3 separate regions of the Homo sapiens genome follow, and all the other regions are linked to region 1. Evidence: chromatin loops called from intact Hi-C (ENCODE). Cell type or tissue: gastrocnemius medialis. All regions are shown on one strand.

The links. Hi-C counts contacts between places; a loop is a spot of excess contacts. Peaks named below come from ENCODE experiments on the same cell type or tissue, not always from the same donor. Only the 100,000 strongest peaks of a DNase experiment are listed, where the experiment ranks them.
Region 2: it touches region 1 in a loop (2.5-fold over the local background); 2 of 110 quality-filtered maps call a loop at or near these places.
Region 3: it touches region 1 in a loop (10-fold over the local background); 16 of 110 quality-filtered maps call a loop at or near these places.

The regions. Positions count from the first base shown.
Region 1 is chrX:140,506,269-140,508,768 of GRCh38, forward strand. No RefSeq gene overlaps it. Among named protein-coding and RNA genes, the nearest start is that of SOX3, 2.4 kb to the left of the region's middle. In gastrocnemius medialis, no CTCF peak of the experiment used is centred here; a DNase peak (open chromatin) is centred at 1,123; H3K27me3 peaks cover 1,726 bases.
Region 2 is chrX:140,433,573-140,436,072 of GRCh38, forward strand. No RefSeq gene overlaps it. Among named protein-coding and RNA genes, the nearest start is that of SOX3, 70 kb to the right of the region's middle. In gastrocnemius medialis, no CTCF peak of the experiment used is centred here; no DNase peak of the experiment used is centred here; H3K27me3 peaks cover 308 bases.
Region 3 is chrX:140,056,011-140,058,510 of GRCh38, forward strand. No RefSeq gene overlaps it. Among named protein-coding and RNA genes, the nearest start is that of HAPSTR2, 34 kb to the right of the region's middle. In gastrocnemius medialis, a CTCF peak has its summit at 1,121 (motif pointing right); a DNase peak (open chromatin) is centred at 1,131.

The DNA of each region.
Region 1 (2,500 bases):
GACATTCACTTGCTTGTTGGGTTATCTGCCAAAGACTAGCGGCGCGGGAACTCTGGCTGCGGGGAGAGGAAACCCCGATAATCGCCACTGCCAGCTGAAGCGAGTGGCACAGCGTTTGAAACTCTCGGAGCAGCCCGAGGTAGCGAGTGGGAATGAGAAGCCATCCCGGCAGATTTGGCAGAAACTAAAATAAGGTGTCCATACGGTGTGGGGTCTCGCCCCCCCATCATCCCTAGCCCCGTGGAAAGGTGGGGAACTAAACGGAAAGCATAATCTTAAGTGGGTGGGGGGCGCATGGGGGAATCCCAGGTTTCTAGCGTCTTAGCGTTAATGCAAGACCAGGCGATCCCGGGACTTCTGCATGCTGGGCTCTTCCCCCTTTCTCTCCACGAATTAAAAAGTACGCCTCTTCGGCTTGTTAGTGGGGTCAGGGGGGGAGTGGAGGCTCAGGGCAGGCCAGCCCCCTCTCGGCCAGGCGGACCTCTGGCAAAAGAATCCCGGCTCCCAGTCGGCATCATCTCTCGGAAGTTTGGGGTCTGGAAACTTGCCCCTTAAGTTTGTGTTCCACTTGATCTGAGTATTCTGCAGCCAAGGGCTGCAGTCAACTGGATGGGTATACGGATTTAGGGTTTTAAATGTAAGTAAACTCTCTGGAAGGCTTCTGTGTGTAGATACAGTGTGTGTGTGTGTGTGTGTGTGTGTGTGTGTGTGCGCGCGCGCGCGCGCGCGCGTAGCGAACGTGAGCTGATAAGTACGTCTCAGAAAACATAATGATTAGGCAATCCCTACCTGCACCTGTTTTCTTGGCGAAGTGGCCGACAAGGTCAAACTTTCTTAGGCAAATCCATCCTCTCCTACAGAAGCCAATGTGCAATATCTCTGCCCTCCTGCCGTCTTTCCCGCATGCCCTCTCTGGGCTTTTCTGGGCCCTGGAGGCTGTTGCTAAGTGAAGCGCGTTTTAGGAAACTACCCAACCGACGCGCGGCCTGGCGTCCAGTAGCTTCACAGATGTCAGGTTTCTTTCCAAGTTTTAGGACCCAAGTAAACGTTGCAGTGACAGCGCCTGGGCTGCATATTTCCCAAGGCAGGGGATACGGTGCTGGGCCGACACCCTCCCCGCAGCAGATTACCAGGGGAAACTAGTCACTGCTCCCAGCTGTCTGACATTTGATCACACTTAGCCCGAGGCTTAGGTGAGCTCATTTTTGCCCTACATCCTCCTGCCAGATTTACAGCAGTCTTTTGCCAGGACCAGGCACACTCTCCCAATTCTCCCGGCTTCTCGCTGAGGCCAGCTCCCTCTCGGGGGGTAGATACATAAAATCTCCGTATCTGGTGGTTCTGGGGTGATCTGCACATTCTCAAGTAAGAGCCACGCCAGATTTCCTTGGAAACTCTTGCCAGGACACTTTCTAAATACAAGCTATCATTTCAATAGACAAGCAAGGTTACCATTGCGGGCGTGGGGAGATGGGGGAAGGCTGGAAATAAATCAGTTCTTAGCCCACCTGCAGCGCAGGCTTAGCCACCAGCCCAGCGGCGCAACCTTCGCTAAGGGTCGGGAGAGGTGTCGCGACAGGTACCACAGCGCAGGAGGCCTCGGTTCCGGCTGGGGCTGCGGGAAGGCAGGGCAGCTGGCGGAGCCCCAACTCCAGTGTCTCCGACGCGCACCCTGCACCCAGCGAGGAAAGCAGAGGAACGCAGTGGGAACCAGGACCGATCCTTCAACCTCTTCAGGAGAAGAGAGCGCGCTCAGCAGCTCTCTCGCCCTCTCCAGCCTCCAAGTGCCCTTGGGCGGTTCACAGAGCTCCGGATCTGGCGCTGGGAACCCGACCAAGGCCTCCTCCCCATTCCCCCGCCCTTCCTAGAGAGCTCCCGCTCCCTCCGACTGGAGCCAGCCCTGGGGCTCCCAGAACCCAGGGCGCGACAATAGCGCCGTTTGTTGGCTTCGGTTGGAAACTTCACCCAGCGTAGCCTCTTGCCGCTTCGCCCTGCGGGGCTTGGAGGTCGCCCCAACCTTCGAAAGAGACCAAGCGGATTTGCGGCGGAGCAGATGTGATGCCTATCCTTAGAGGGCGGGTTATAGCAAAACTCCGGGACCAAGACTCTAGCGTGACTGGCCCAATGGGCTTTGGGTACATAGGGCACCCCTGCTCTGCCTTCTTCCTATTTCTAGGCTTGGCCGACATCAGGTGTCCCAAGTGCCTTATATCTGCAAAGAACACTCAGCAATTGTGCCTTAGAGCTACTGGTGGAAAGAGCAGGAAAGGAGCTGTCCCACGACTCGCGCGGAGGTATCTGCATTGATTCCTCTTCAGTAACTGCTCATAGGGGACCTTTTTCAAGGTCCCTGGCATGATTAGGACCCAACTTATTAGAAGAGGTGCCCTCAGCCGGGCGCGGTGGCTCAAGCCTGTAATACCAGCACTTTGGGAGGCCGAGGCGGGTGGATTACCTAAGGTCAGGAGCTCGAGACCAGACTGGCCTACATGGCGAAACC
Region 2 (2,500 bases), 73 kb before region 1:
AATTAGTGAAAGAAGCAGAGATTGAGCCCTGATCTGATGCTTTTTTCCCCTCTACTTTTAAACCACATTATTTCTCCAGAGACAAAGCCAACAAAAGTGTGATCCAAACACCAGTGCCAGTCTGAGAACTGTTCGTTAGTGGTCCATGACGAAATAAGGAGCTTGCGCCAGAATGTAAATCAATTCACTACTTGCTTCATCAACAATCTTGCTGTGAAAATAAAATGTCAGCTGAACTAAACAGCATGCTTAGTGATTGCTGATTTACATTGGCACAAACTCTCTAGCTCAATGCCGTCCCTGTGTCCAGCAGCCCTGGTGCTGATGACTGTCCAACATGAGGTGGGATCTACTGCAGAACTGTGCCTCACCTTTTGTGTAAGAGGAATGGGTTGTGATAGAGGCTGGAGTCACGGGTCACATGGTTATGTTTAATCACAGCCCCTCAGGACTGAAAATAGCTCTGCACAGCCAAAACTAGTTCCTGGCTGCCCGAACCCAACCCTATAGATAGGGGCTACTCAAAGACCCAGACTGCAAGCGGTTTGTTGCCTTTGTGCATGAAAGTTTCGGTGCCTATCATGTGGCTGTTCCAGTCGTGGGTCTGTTGACCCTCAAGTCCGTTTCTAGCTTTTTGCCTGCTCTGCTTTGTATGGTAGGGGGTCTAACCCCTTCAGGCTCTTTCCCAGGCTGACTTCCCGCTGGGTCTAGCCAATAGGAGGCACTCACTGGAGGAAGAAGGGGGAAAAGAAAAAAGAAGCCAGATAATTTCTTTCCCCTGCTTCTCTGTGTCCCAGAGTGACCAACTTGTCCCAGTTTGTCCAGGACTCTTCTGGTTTCAGCACTGAGAGGCCAATGTCCCAGGAAGCCGTGAAAGTATCTCTGCTTCAAGCAGTTTCTCCTTCAAGGCTGAATCTCTTCTGTGGCTCCAGCCCCTGCTGGTGGCCCCTCCTTCTCTGTCCCAGAGATTGCCACTGTGATTCTAGCTTTCACTGGGTGATCCCAGCCCCTGGCTCTGTACCACTGTCCCCTCCCTTTGTCCCTCCAGCCTATGGGTGTTAGCAGCTTCCTGCTACTACTAATGTCCAGGTTGCCTCTTCAATCCGTTTTGGTTTCTTAGGTCTTCCCTGAACTGTGTCACCAATTTCAGGCATTAAATTCTCACTGTTGTTTACACTTGAAGTGGTTTCTGTTTTACTGCTTAGATTCTGACAATAATACTTACTTTATAGTGTTATCATGAGGATTAAATTAGTTAAATAAACCACTTACAGCATTGCTTGGAACATGGTAATTGCTTGTTAAATGTGAACTGCTGTTATTATTAGTGTAGTGCGAAATAACATTTATCACACGCTTGCCACGTGCCAGGCTAATCACTTTACACCCATGATCGTATTTAAGCCTTACAACCCTTCTACCTGGATGAACGTTGTTCTTGAGCTAATTGTTTAGGCAACCTGTTTGCATTTCACACCCAGAAATTCCCAGGCTCTTCTGAACCACTCCCCTTAGTGAATTCAACCATGTTTCTTATTTACTGAGCATTCTCTCAGGCTTTCAGGACACAAATAGGAATGAAATGGTAACAGGCGATACAGTCTAGTGGGAGAGACTGGTATGTCAGCCAGTTGATTCATCCAAGCAGAGGGCAGTGAAACCCAGAGATAGCAGCAGTGTGGCAAAGTAAGGAAGAGCCTGAGCTCTGGGGTTGGGCTGCCTGGGTTTTGACCTAGGCTCTGCATCTACAAATTAATACATCTACATCCACCTATCATAAGGTAGGGAAGTCATTTTTAAACTCTATGTGCCTCAGTCTCCTCACTTGGCAAAAGTACTCTTTTTATCATACCTGTCCCAAAGGGGTTATTTTAAGGATCAATGAGTTAATATTTGTCAAGTGTTTAGAATATGCACTAAATGCAATGTCTTTCTTAAGTGAAAATAAAATTAATAAGCTGAACCAATTTTAGGGGAACCCAGAGGATGGTGTCACTTGATTCTGCCTACAAGCATTCAGGAAGGCTTCACAAAGGAGGTGACATTGGAGTGGGATCTTAAAGAAGCAGTGGAAGTTTTCCAGATAAAGAAGAAAGCATCTCAAATCATCGGAAAGGCATGTGCAAAAAAGGCACAGAGTCATGAAAAAGGCTGGTATGACTGGGGAGTAATGAGAAATGAGTAGCTGGAATTTGGTGGCAGGATATGAGGCTCAACATTTAGTTTTGGATATGTTGGACAAGATCTTGAGTGTCATGCTAAGGAATTCAGATTTAATTCAGAGGAAAGGAAGGGAGAGCCAACAAAGGACTTTAAGTTTGAGAGAGTAAAATAATCAGCTTTGTTTTGTGGGCATTTCATTCTCATGACAGTGTAAATTTAAAGCTGAAAAACCTGCTCAGGTGTAATAAAAAATATAGTAAAATCAAGTAACCCCAATTGGAACAACCTAAATGTCTATCAACAATAGGATGGATACATTGTGTGTTATATTTGCACA
Region 3 (2,500 bases), 450 kb before region 1:
ACGGTTTCCATAGTTGGGTAAACCTCTATAATTTTCCTAACTCGTCTCTTACTTGCAATTCTTTACTTCTGTCACAGTGCTGGTATCAGAACCCAGATCCCCTGACTCCTTGTCCAGTACTGTTTAGAGATTATTTTATTTTATTTTTTATTGATTTTTGAGACAGAGTCTCACTCCATCACCCAGGCTGGAGTGCAGTGGCACGATCTCGGCTCACTGCAATCTCCGCCTCCTGGGTTCAAGCAATTCTTGTGCCTCAGGCTTCTGAGTAGCTGGGATTACAGGCATGCGCCACCACGCCTGGCTGATTTTTGTATTTTTAGTAGAGACGGGTTTCGTAATGTTGGCCAGGTTGGTCTCGAACTCCTGACCTCAAGTGATCCACCCGCCTCAGCCTCCCAAAGTGCTGGGATTACAGGCGTGAGCCACCGTACCCAGCCTAGAGGTTATTTTAAATAAAAATCTCTGCCAGCCCAGTTGGCTGCCTTCGATTCCATTGAACACCCTGACCTTGTCCAAAAGACTGACAGTGTTGAGGACTTCATTTTAAACACAAAGGAAAAAATTGCGAGAGTGCTTCCCAGGCAAGACCTAGTGCATCCTAGTCAAAGTTCCTCCAATCCAGTGGTTACCCTAGCATCAAGTATTGTACCAAGGACAAGAGTCTGGTGAGAGCAATTCTTCATGAGTTCTATAGCTGTGCTAGTCAAAAAGTGCTTTCCCTCGGCTGAGAATCACTAAACACAACACAAGCCTCCTTGATATTCTATTCAGTTTTTCAGAGCTTCAAAATTTACTACTAAGTAATTTGAATTGCTCAGTGTTTCCAGTGTTCATTGGGAGCAAAATACCCTAGTCGCTTTGTCAACTTGCCACTTAATCAATGCAGAGAACAGGTGATCTTACTATGGGTTGTTCAAATGTGCATCTTCTGAAATAGGTGCCGGTCTCAGAGTCTGGGAAACCTTTGTCAGGGTCAGATGTAAGACAGTCAGGTGAATCATTCTTATTCCTAGATCTGGTGAGTGCGCTAGCTGGGCAGGCTAGGACTGGGTTTGCAAATAGAAGGGAGGAGACATCTTTCAGTGCAAGTCCCACTGAGACAGGTCCTGAGTTATGCCAGGAGGGGGCAGCAGAGAGCTGGCCTACTTATGAGCCAGGCGAACCCAGCGGTGAGGGGAGTACAATGGAGAACTCGAAGCTGAAGAGTGTGGGATTGGCGCTGAAGAGTGTGGGATTGTCTCCCAAAGGCGTAGAAAAGACACTAATCGAGTAAGAGGCCTAGTGAGGGAGTTGCCAGGTGGAGGGAGATAATCACGGAGGAGGCACCTTCGTGAGGGCAAATTCACCAACTCAGGAGGCGGGGCCCACCCAATTTAAAGGCGAGCCTGGCTTTGGAATAAAACAAACCGTGGCATGAAACTAGGCCCTGACTTGGGAAGTCTAACATTCTTGAGCCTCAGTTTCCTCATGTATAAAAGGAGAATAATAGCAGTGCTTACCTCATATGGCTGTTATGAAATACATCTGGCATATACTGAACAATTAAAAACTACCTAATAATAACCACCTGCTGTTAAAAAGACACAAACTTGGCCGGGCACGGTGGCTCCTGCCTGTAATTCCAGCACTTTGGGAGGCCGAAGTGGGCGGACCACCTGAGATCAGGAGTTCGAGACCAGCCTGGCCAACATGGTGAAACCCTGTCTCTACTAAAAATACAAAAATTAGCCGGGCGTGGTGGCAGGAGCTGTAATCCCAGCTACTTGGGAGGCTGAGGCAGGAGAATTGCTTGAAACCAGGAGGCGAAGGTTGCAGTGAGCCGAGATCATGCCATTGCACTCCAGCCTGGGCAACAAGAGCAAAACTCCGTCTAAAACACACACACACACACACACACACACACACAAATTCAATGAAATAATGAGGTTTTGAGGGGCCACTAGAGAACGTCTGAACAGAAAAGTTAATGGTCTGCCCTGCCTCCCTTTGGAACCTCACATCAGGGCAATAGAATCATACTACTAACTTGCCCCTATTCCTGGTGTTTTTCAGATTAAAGTCAGCAGATATATCACCATAAAACAAGTCAATCTTCATAAATATCTGTGTCCAAATACTGTTTCTCAGACTGTCATTTGCAGCCAGAATTGGCACAAGAACTCCTCTGCTGAACCTTGGATCAGAACTCGTGGTTAGAAAAATATGCCCAGTCTTCAGAGGGGAGTGGTCAGCCAGTGATGGGCTTGTGGGGGAGCCTGGGTGGGAACTGCTTTAGAGCTGAGCCTCAGATCAGATCACAGCACTGGTGCCACTGAGTTTTCTTTGGGTGTTCCACACCCTGAGCTCCTTTCAGAGTGCAAACACTCTTGAATTGGATAATAAAATCAAAATAACACACACAGGACTGAAAGCTCTGGGCACAGTGGTGAGGAAGAGGGTTATAGAGAGTGGGAAAGAAAAGTGAAAGTGGGGGCTGGGCGCGGTGGCTCATGCCTGT